Linked DNA regions of Mus musculus: region 2 is linked to region 1. The links are chromatin contacts, found by Hi-C or POLR2A ChIA-PET in ENCODE. All regions are on one chromosome and are shown on one strand. Each heading gives the region's core, a stretch centred on a gene start or an enhancer-like site at or near the end of the contact. The rest is flanking DNA. Distances are from core to core; before and after follow the strand shown. Region 1 holds the start of Espl1 (extra spindle pole bodies 1, separase). Region 2 overlaps Rarg (retinoic acid receptor, gamma).

What was found. A loop is a pair of places that touch in the nucleus more often than their neighbours do. ChIA-PET counts read pairs that join two places held with the same protein, here RNA polymerase II (POLR2A).
Region 2: POLR2A ChIA-PET joins it to region 1 with 23 read pairs in Patski. The contact joins the enhancer-like site here to the promoter of Espl1 in region 1. A Hi-C loop is called at or near these places in 3 of 37 maps with a recorded cell type or tissue (CH12.LX, T-helper 1 cell and v-Abl transformed pro-B cells). POLR2A ChIA-PET finds 5 or more read pairs at or near these places in 4 of 5 experiments (Patski and embryonic stem cell).

What each region holds. Positions count from the first base shown.
Region 1 is chr15:102,294,172-102,299,792 of GRCm38, reverse strand. Espl1 (extra spindle pole bodies 1, separase) reads right to left here and starts at 3,500. Exons shown (of 31, transcript NM_001014976.2): 1 at 3,378-3,500; 2 at 2,944-3,033; 3 at 554-1,609; 4 at 270-374. The coding sequence starts at 3,024.
Region 2 is chr15:102,247,974-102,253,233 of GRCm38, reverse strand. Rarg (retinoic acid receptor, gamma) reads left to right here. Exons shown (of 10, transcript NM_011244.4): 3 at 490-815. The coding sequence starts at 632. Among named protein-coding and RNA genes, the nearest start is that of Rarg, 6.9 kb to the left of the region's middle. Within about 2 kb of position 3,662, at least 3 of the 3 ENCODE cell types and tissues checked have a DNase peak (open chromatin) inside an H3K27ac peak, as active enhancers do.

The DNA of each region.
Region 1 (5,621 bases), core at 2,251-4,750:
CAAGAAGGTTAAAGGATTAAAAGAGTCATGCAAGGTCCACTAGGACTTCCACCTCATCCCATGTCCAAAACCAAAGCTTTGTTTGTTTGTTTGTTTGTTTTCCAGACAGGGTTTCTCTGTCCTGGAACTCACTCTATAGAGGCTGGCCTTGAACACAAAGATCTGCCTGCCTCTGCTTCCCAAGTGCTGGGATTAAAGGCGTGCACCCCTACCACTGCCCAGTTACCCAAAGGTCTTCTAAGAAGCAACCTCAGAATGTCCGATGGTACCTGACAGCCTTGAGCAAAGTCATACACAATCCCGGTGAAGAGGTGGAAACCCTGGAAGTGCATCTGAAGCAAGCACTGCTGCTGCTTGGAAGATGCTTCAGAGACCTGAAGGAGAGATGAAGGAAGAGGCGTCTGATCTGAAACCTGGAGAGGGTGAACTTTGTGCTGAGTACTGCCTAGAGTCCCTCAAGCCCGGCACAGCCTAGAGAGCAGCTTACCAAGGCTCCAGAATTTCCAGTTATTTACAGAGCCACTCCCCACCCTACTGTAGGTTCTTAACTCACTTCTCTCAGGTGCCGGACAAGGGAGCTGTATCCCCCAAGAAAAGCAAAGAGACTCAATATGGCATCAAGTCCACAGTGCCTCCTGATGCCTCTCTCCAGGCCTGAAAGGAAGAACTGGCAGCTGTCGTACAATGCCCGGAGCGGGGGCGACGGCGCCTCGATACTGTTGATAAGAACGGCTGCTGCCTTCCTCAGAAGCTGGGCCACTGCCCCTGGTCTTTCTTCTACAGCTTCCAACAGCTCAACCCCCATCTGGCATAACTGGAGGCTAGGAGCTACACTGGTCTTCTCTAGGTGATTACGAGCCCTCTCCACTGCTCTGGCAGCCTGGCGGTGGTGGTGGTTCCAGCAGAGCCGACGGCAGTGTTCCAGGGTGATTTCCAAGAGGCAGAGGGCCCTCTGAGGCGAGAGAGGACCGGGAGAGCTACCACCCTCACCTACTAAGACTCTGATCAGGTGCCTAGAAAGCACTTCATACAGGAAGTCGGCATCAGCTTCATCTAGACCTTGTCCTGTAGCATCGTACAGCTGATAGGCGGCAACTAAACGACAGGCGGTTGGAGAAGCAAAGTGAGGGACCTCACAGGGGACACTGCCATCCTCCAAGAGCACCAAGAAGCTCAAGGCATTCAGCCGAGTTGAGAACGCAGCTCGCCGCTCCAACAGTGCCTCTGCTCCCTTCCAAAACAGAGAGAAGCTGCCCCGGGTCACGGCCTCATAGTCCTGAGGGGCAGCCTCTCCAGAGTTCTGAACCAAGCAGGCATGGAGAGGCTGGGCAAGGCGCAGCACAGTGTCTGGGCTTCCCTGAGTGGAACCATTGCGAAGTAGGATGAAGAGAATGCGTTCCAGGTAGAGGGGAGGGCGCTGTGGAGTAGACAACAAATAGCCATCACAGGCCAGCTCTGCCAGGTCCAAAATACTCCTCAGGTGCCCAGGGCAATCGAGCTTGGCAGTCAACTGCTGGGTGCAAGCCCTCAGGATGGTATCGCAAATTTGTCTTCTTTCGGCATCTGTTCGGCTGCTGGGGAAATCAGTCCGGGATCTGGACAGGAACTCCTAGGAGAAAGAATCAAGCCGCGTGAGCAGAAAAGAAAGGGGGGGGGGGGCAGAAACAGGGCCCCACAGGTTCTCATGTATCTCTCTCCAAGTTACGGCAAAACACAAGCCAGGCTTGGTGACACAGGCCTGTGTGAAGGCAAAAAGACAGAAGAAAAGTTCAAGAGCTTCCTGGGCTTGAGCGAATGAGCACTGTCTCAAAATAAAAAAGTGAAAACAGGCCGGGCAGTGGTGGCTCAGGCCTTTAATCCCAGCACTTGAGAGGCAGAGGCAGGTGGATTTCTGAGTTCGAGCGAGGCCAGCCTCATCTACATAGTGACTTACAGGACAGCCAGGGGCTATGTAGAGAGACCCTGTCTCAGAAATCTTTAAACATATATATAATATTTAGATAATATATAGCTTACATATTTCATACTATATATTATATATGCTTGTATATAACATATGAAGACATAGATGATATGTTATTTTTAAAAGTGAAAACAGATATAGAGATATAGCTCCGTGGTGAAATATTTTCCTGAATGCATGAGATCCTGAGTTCAATCCCCAGTATGGAAAAAAAAAATTTTTTTTAATTAAAAATTAGAGGGCTGGTGAGATGACTCAGTGGTTAAGAGCGCCAACTGCTCTTCCAAAGGTCCTGAGTTCAAATCCCAGCAACTACATGGTGGCTTCACAACCATCCCTAACGAAATTTGATGCCCTCTTCTGGAGTGTCTAAAGACAGCTACAGTGTACTTACATATAATAAATAAATGAATAAATAAATAAATAAAATTAGAATGTAAAATTTACTATAAGGAGAATGATAAAACGTAAACAAAAACCGATGTATAACTCTCCCAAACGGAGAACATAAACCAGAGTGTCCTTAGGAGATGATCACATTAGTAGCCCTAGGGGAAAAAAAAATTTTTTTTTTCAAAGACAGGGTTTCTCTGTGTAGCCCTGGCTGTCCTGGAACTCACTCTATAGACCAGGCTGGCTTCGAACTCAGAAATTCACCTGCCTGTGCCTCTCAAGTGCTGGGATTAAAGACATGTGCCACCATTGCCCGGCGGAAAAATAATTTTTTAAATAAAAATAAAAACAATAAATAAAAAGGAAAAGGAAGCCGGGCGTGGTGGCGCAAGCCTTTAATCCCAGCGCTAGGGAGGCAGAGACAGGTGGATTTCTGAGTTCGAGGCCAGCCTGGACTACAAAGTAAGTTCCAGGACAGCCAGAGCTATACAGAGAAACTCTGTCTCGGAAAAAAAGAAAAAAGGAAAAGGAAAAAAACACAGATAATCTCAGAAACTAGGTGTGTCCTGAGCCATAAAGGGTCCCACCTTCAAGTCAGGCAGCAGCTGCTGGGTCTCCTCCTTGCTGCAGAGCAGAGTGGCGAAGTTGACTCCTTTGAAGTTCCTCATGGCAAAAGTCTAGATACAACGAAATGGTTTGTAGAAGCCTGCGAAGGGTTGTAATGGAAATAACTGGAGGAAAGAAGGGATTGAAAGTTGTAGGAGGATTCAAAGGATGAAGCAGGCAAAGAATCCCACCAGAAATCCTATGCGGGGAGAGGCCGATATAAACTGGGCTCCCGTTACAAACTGACAAGTCCACTGTTCCTTCCTCCAGGACGCTCCTTGTCCTCAGTGTCCCACCAGGCCACCGCAGGGGTCTCCACAGGGTCCTGGGCGCCGAGCACACCCTTTCGGGGGCCGCCGAGCCTCCGCAGAAACGCCCCGTTTCTTCCCAGGTCAGCAATGGGAATGTCACTTACCGCGGCTTGAGCGCGCGCTCACCAGACCCTCCGTGCCTTAATTCCCTCGAAGCTGCCGTTCCTCACCGGCCTAGCAGCGTCCTCCAGCCCGAGCTCCACCAAGCACCGGGTGGGCACGCTTCGTTTTCCGCGCCAGCACCTCCTTTCAAATATCCCTAGTGACCAATCAGCGAGAAAGCGTAACGCAGGCCGGCCGCGTGGCGCTCTGGGAGTTGTAGTTTATCTGCCGCGCTGTCTGTCACGTGTTCCTGGAGGGGCGGGTACAACTCTGGACCGGAAAGACTCTGGGACACAGTCTCCTTCTTCAACCTCAGTCAATTACAGTCATTTCGCAGTTGGGTGGTCAATCACTAAGTCTTTCTTGCCTTTATTCCCTGAGCTCAGGCAGGATTTTAAATTTCAAGAGAATTAAAATAAGAAACCCACATGGCTTGCTTTGCGTTACTAGGAAAGAAAAGGTGTAATAGCCTTTGATGTATTTTTTTGTTTTTATTTTTGTTTTTTGAGACTGGTTCTCACTACGTGATCCTAGCTGTCCTGGAACTTGCTAAATAGACCAGGCTGGCCTCTAAGAGAGATCCACCTGCCTAATGCTGGGGTTGAAGGTGTACACCACCACACAGGGTCTTTGGGATTCTTTAAAACTCTGACTTTGTGGAGAGGGACACTGAAAAGGGTGCAGGGACAACCTCCGGGTTCTCCTAGGTTCTCCTCCCTCCCAAGTTTGGATTCCAGCCTACATCTTACATGGGTTGTATAAGAAAGGCTATAGAGTTGAGTGAAGAGTAAAGGGAAGAATTCATTGTGAACGTTCACAGTCTTTTGTTTTGTTTGTTTTTTGAAACAGGGTTCAAAATACTGAGCGTAGGGATTTCTGAGTTCCAGGACAGCCAGGGCTACACAGAGAAGCCCTGTCTCAGGAAAAATCAAAAGAAAGAAAGAAAGAAAGAAAGAAAGAAAGAGAGAGAGAGAGAGAGAGAGAGAGAGAGAGAGAGAGAGAAAGAAAGAAAGAGGGAGGGAGGGAGGGAGGGAGGGAGGAAGGAAGGAAGAAAAAGAAAGGGGGAGACATAGGAAGGGGAGGGAATAAGAGAAAAAACTGACATCTCCCCCACTAGAAAATTTCAGCGTGGGAATGGCAATATTTAATGCAGACACTAACAATGCCGAGCTTTTTTCTCAAGTCAGGGGCATAAGGAAGAAGCAGCCATCCTGGAAATTGACCACCTTTATCTCCTAGCCATGGCCCCTCTCCCTTATCTGCCTGCCTACCAAGTAGTCTAACTCCTGCTCTCTCAGATGCACTATAAAGTCAAGGGTGGTACCAAACATCACCCACCACCAGAGGGTAGGGAATACTTACTAAGGAGGCTGAGGAGCTAAAAAAGCTTAAAGTTCAAAGGCAGCCTGGGTTGTCTAGTGAGACCTCGTCTCAAAATCAAAACAAAACAAAAAATCTTTTTAAAAGCGGGCCTGGGGCTGGAGAGATGGCTCAGAGGTTAAGAGCACTGACTGCTCTTCCAGAGATCCTGAGTTCAATTCCCAGCAACCACATGGTGGCTCACAACCATCTGTAATGGGATCTGATGCTCTCTTCTGGTGTGTCTGAAGACAACTATGGTGTACTCCTACACATAAAAGAAATAAATAAATATTAAAAAAAAAAAAAGCGGGCCTGGAGAGATGGTTCAACAGTAAACAGCAATGGCTGCTCTCCCAGAGGGCCTCTGTTCAATTTCCAGCACCCACATGGTGGCTCACAGCTCTCTAACTCCAGTTCCAGGGATCTGGTCCATTTGGGTAGCAGACACAGACATGGTACCCAGGCATATGTAGAGACAAAAACACCTATAAACATAAGTATAACAAATTAATTTTTAAAACGAACAGTATTTGTTACAAGGTGGGCCTGTTAATTCAAAACTATGATCCTAGATACTGGGGAGCCTGAAGCAAGAGGATCTTGGGTACCAAGAGTGAACTACAGAGGGAGTTCAAGGCTAACACAAGCCATTTAAACCATTTCAAAATAAAAAGTAAGAGGACTAGAGAGATGGGTCAACAGTTAAGAACACTTGTAGCTCTTCCTGAGGATCCAGGTTTGGTTCCCAGCGCCCTCATGGTGGCTCACAACCACCTGTAACTCCAGGGATCATATGTCCTCTTCTGACCCCTTCTGGCACCAGACACATATGGTCATGTATGCACATGGAGACAAATAACTCATAAAAAAATAAATAAACAGGC
Region 2 (5,260 bases), core at 2,413-4,912, 47 kb after region 1:
TTCTTTCTTTTTTCTTTTTCTTTTGGCAAGGTCTTACTGTGTAGATCTAGCTGACCTCAAACTCTGAGAGATCTGCCTGCTAAAGGTATACATGCTCAGTTTGAAATTAGGTATCGAACCCAGAACCTTGCACTTGCTACTTGCTAAGCAAGCAACCCACCACTGAGCTATAACCCCCCAGTCTGAGTGTTTGAGTCTTGGGAGTCATACTCTCTACTTTGTTAGAGCAGATGTTTGGTCTAGCTGTGACGCTTCCATCCCAGAACCTCACCAAAAGGTCTTAAGTCATTGTTTACCTTAGAACCTGAGGTTAAACTGATTTCTCAGATTCCGTACAACTTTCTGTCCTGCCCAGTCTATGGAATTGCAAGTGCCCAAGCCAGGGAGGGTTAGGGTTAGGACCGAAGGACAGACGCTCACAGACTTGGGTTGCTTGGTGATCCGCATGAAGATTGTCATCTATGTGTCTTTTCCTTTATCTCTTTCTAGGATCCTTGGAAACCCACTGGACAGACCAGGCAGGGTGGGCACGGAGCCTCCCAGGCCAGGGCAGTGGGCATGGGCGGGGGCTGTAGCTGAAGACCACCCCCGCCTGCTGCAGAGTCCAAGGGATTCCCACGCCGCAGCTACCATGGCCACCAATAAGGAGAGACTCTTTGCGCCCGGTGCCCTGGGGCCTGGATCTGGTTACCCAGGAGCAGGCTTCCCATTCGCCTTCCCAGGTGCACTCAGAGGGTCGCCACCATTTGAGATGCTGAGCCCTAGCTTCCGGGGCCTGGGCCAGCCTGACCTCCCCAAGGAGATGGCTTCTCTCTGTGAGTCTCAGGGGTCTTGGGGAGGAAATGAGGGCAGATGGGTAGGGTGTGATCTAGAAAATGGACACCCTTGTTGGAAAGGTGGGCAAAGATGAGGGTAGTGGGGGTGGAGTTAGATGTATTTGAGGATAGTATCTATGGATGGCAGTTCTGTTTAAATATGATCTCAAAGTAGAGGACCTAAAACTGCCTCCTGGGGGACTCAGCACAGGAGGGGTCACAGTCCTGTGGACACCTGAGCTTGCTTGTGTGTCTAGTGTCCTTTAAGGCTGCATGCGGTTGGGGGTGGTCGGGAGGACAGGCGGGGGACTAGAGAATCTGAGAAGTCAGTCCGTCAGCTGTCTCTGTGATGAAGAAGGGCTGTTGGGTTTCTAAGGCTGCCAATAGGAAGGAAACTTAGTGCCCGGTGCGTAAAGACGTATGGGAAAATGCCTGAAGGTTCTGAGGACAGAAGTAGCCCAGTGGCAAAGAGGTAGCTCTTGGTCTACAACATATCTAGACTGGAGCAAGGGTTACTGGGGAGTATCCTCTCCTTAGTCACATGTTTCTGGACTCCTCCCCTCCCTCCTGGTCTGGAATAGTCCCCACACGCTGCAGACCCCTGCTTGTCCTGGGGCCTGTCCTCTTTAGGTTAAGCTTTTCAATGCTGCCAGCAAGTAAGGCCTGAGCTTCCTCTCTCCCTCTGGGACCCTTCTTTGCCCACTTGGTGATTGTCACTCCTGACCAGGACATGACAGACAGGGGTGTGGTAGGGGGCCTCGGACTCCAGTTTCTGGCACAGGGCTCTGTGTATACAGAAGAGGTTAAATGAAAGGTTTGCCAGGAGCAGGGCAATAGAGACAGAAAAAGAAAGATGAGTACACAGTCTTTATCATGGTGGTTCACACTTTTAATCCCAGCAGTCATGAGGGCGAGGCAGGGATCTCTGAGTTTGAGACCAGCCTGGTCTACACAGAGAAACCTGTTTCAAGGAACAACAGCAGCGGCAACAATAACAATAAAGGTGTAGCCGGGACACTGAGCCAAAGAGAAGGAGGGCCTTTAAGGCAAAGTGGGGACACTGGTGTGCTTCGTATATAGGGGTGACTTTATCTGGAGTGTGTGTGTTTGTCTCCCAGTCCACTTGTAGTGTATGCGTACACAGCATCTCGAAGACTGCTTCTGCACAGAACTCCAGTGTATGCAACAAAAACTGTGAAGAATCAGGAGGGTTGAATATCAAGAATGTAGGGGCTACTTGTGTGGCTGTAATACAACGGAGGTTACAGTGTGGTGTGCAGGGTGTGTGTTTGGAAACTTCAGCTGGACTCTCTGAGTGTCATTCTGTGAACCTGCCTGACACCAGGCAGTGGGAATAAGCCTTAACTCCCGTGAAACGTATTCCTTGCAGAGAACCACACAGCCTAATCATAGAGTCTTCCGACTTGATTTCCCCAGGTTCTATGGGAGGTGACTTAAAGGAGCTGAAGTCAGAAAGGAAGATGGGAAAAGCTGGTGGTAGGAAGGACGCTAAGAGACATGGCTGGTACCCAGTGAAAGTCTCCTTGTGTTCTTTGTATCCTAGATACAGGGAGATGGAGGTCAGGGTTCAAAGTGAGGTCACGGTATCAAAAGCAGCAGGCTGAGCCCCATCCTCAAAGGTCACCCTGAAGGAGAGCACCAACACCAGGGAAGGCAGCTGAGGAGGGTGTGGCGGGCTAGCATGGAGGGACAGGCCCAGGCAGAGAGGTAGCAGGTGGGGTAGGGAGGAGGAGAAGGCCTGGGTCCAGACAGTGTGCTTGGGGTGGGGCGTCCAGCTGAAGGGAAGAAGGAATCCTGGAGTTTAGGGACCCTCTCTTGGTGGGAGAGTAATGGACCAGAGGATGAGAGAGTGACATCTCTCCTTTGCTTTGATCCGCTGTCCCTTTTTGGATGTAGCCATCTAATCATAAATGGGAGGGGTGGATCAGAGCCATAAATCTGATGACGACACACCCATACTCACCTACACTGCAAGGAGCCTCTATCTCTCATATTCAGTGTACCACCCTCTTTCTTTCTCAGGATAAGAAGGGATGGTTTAAGGAGGGGCCTGAAGCTTCTCCTTGGGGGCTGGATTTTGGATTGAAGAGTCAGCCCCTGGCACCTTGGGGATATCCTTGGTGAGAAGAAATCTTGCTCCACCTCTTGGGGCTCTCCTGGGGCCTCAGTGGGTGAGGCAGGCATCATAGAACCCTGTCATGGAGGAGGGGAGAGGAGAGGGGAGCCTGAGCTGCCGAGCTAGGCAAGCATAGACCTGTGTGCATGAAAAACGGAGGGAGTGCACGCGCACCCGTGTGTATGCATGCATGCGTGCATACAGGCCTGCGAATGAAAGGCCAAGTGTCTGGACCTCCGTGTATCTCTCACGAACACTGATGTGTAGTCTATTTGCTTTTCCAGATTACAGGGGCAGAGTGTACCAGCAGAGAAAGGATCCTGTGGTCTTGAAGACCTGGCCCAGTTTGTCCTTCAAGTATTGTGGCGGTAATAGTCGCCATGGTGGTGGGGCCAGTGTCTGTGGGGCAGGGACACTGAGAGCAGACTGGCACAAGGAGAAAAGGGTTGAAGCTGGAGATGCCCAGACCTAGTCCAGAGGGGCAGCTATACAGGTGCAGACCCAGAGAGGGGCCAGGAGGCACAAGGGAAAAAAGTAAGGAAAGAAAGTCATGGCAGATGAGGGTGGCAGGCAAGCAGGCGGCAGCGAAGTCTCCTCCAGGAAAAAAACCCCAGTGGCTGCCTCTTTCTCCTCCCCTCCCAGTCTCTCCTCCTCCTCCGGCTCCAACTCCAGCCCCAGGCCGACACAAACGGGGCTTTGATTGCAACAGGAAACCTCTCCGGCGGGGGGAGCCGAGCTTGCTGCCGCTGCTGGGGCCCAGGCGGCACCCCCCCTCTCCTGGCCCCCTACCCTGTCCCAGCCCCCACCCTGCCAAGAGTGCCTCACGTCCTCGCCTTGGGCCTCACCCTCTCTTTCACACCTCCCTCTGCCACCCCCTCTTCTTGTCTTCGAAAGACCCCTCCCAGAGCTCCTCAGGTGGGACCTATCCCTTTAGGACTTACCCTTTTGGGCGGGGCCGACTTTGGTTTGAAATACCTCTTCAGTTTTTAGAGTGAGATTTTTGGAAGAAAGGGAGGGTTATTAAGCAGGGAGAACTCCAAGTGTGTGATCCTCAAACCTCACGAAAAGGTAGCAAGACCGAGAGAGAGAGAGAGAGAGAGAGAGAGAGAGAGAGAGAGAGAGAGGACTTCGCTGTCCCGCTCCCCCAACCCAGTCCAGGCCAAACTCACATTTTTTTTTTTTTTTTTTTTGCCAGGAACTGGTAGAGCTCTGAGGGGTGACCAGGCTAGAAGCCTCAGTGCTGTTGGCCTTCTCAGTGGGGGAGGGGCACATTCTTTCCCCCGGGACCATAGCTTTTCCAGGATCTAGCTGGGAGGGGGGTGCACCCTGGTGGTGGGGATCATAGGGAAGGGGGTGAGTCAGGCACCAGCCCCCCCTTCATGCCCCCACCAAGGCTGGTGGGGAACATCTGGTTCCCATGAAATGCTAGAGGCTAATGGGTCTAATTGCTGCAATAAGGGTTGGGGGGTGCTTTGGGGAAAAGAGGGGCACTAGATTCCCCCCATTTTGCTTTCTAGTCAAGGCTATACTGTGTCTTGAGCAAGGGCTGGGACTGATGGCATAGACTGGTCTGATACCTTAGTACCTTTTCCCAGTAATGCTCGCAAAGTACACACAGATGGGGTGATGAAGACTGGGGTGCATCTGGTGGAGAGAAAGGGGGGCTTTTGAGAACTCATGGCTTCCTGGAGCCCCCCCCCCCACACTTTTGTGCCCTTCTCCCAACCCCCTCCCTGTGGCCTGGCCACTTCTGGTTCTAATTACCAACCAGGCAGGCCTGACTTAATTGGGACCTTTCAGATTTCGGAGGGGGAAGGGGAACTTACAAGCCTGAAGTTGACTCGTCAAGACTCTTTTTTCATGTTGCTTTTTTTTGTGTGGGGGGGTACTCTTCATTTTCTACTTTTTTTGCCTACTGGTTCTATTCCAATTCAGATACTTAGTCCCGGACTTTATTTTTTTCTGTTTTTTTTTTTTGGGGGGGGGTGTGGGTACGGTTGGATTCAGAAATGGAGTGTTGGACATTATGGGAAAGTTCACATTAGGTTGGAAAGATCTTGTCTTCGTGCCTGCTGCAAGCTCCCAGTTTGCCAGTCCACCCCAGCCCACCATCGCCATCCGCATTTTAGGCCCTCCTCTTCAGCCCTGCCCCCTGAGTCCCTGGCAGCCTCCCGTTCCCCTCCCCCGTTCCCGCCTTCTTTGCCTACTCTGGCACCCCTTCCTGCTTTTTATTCTTCCAACAGGCGCCCCACTCTCTCAGCACCCCAGTGCGACCCCGACTCGGTACAGCAGATTCTTAGAAAAGTGC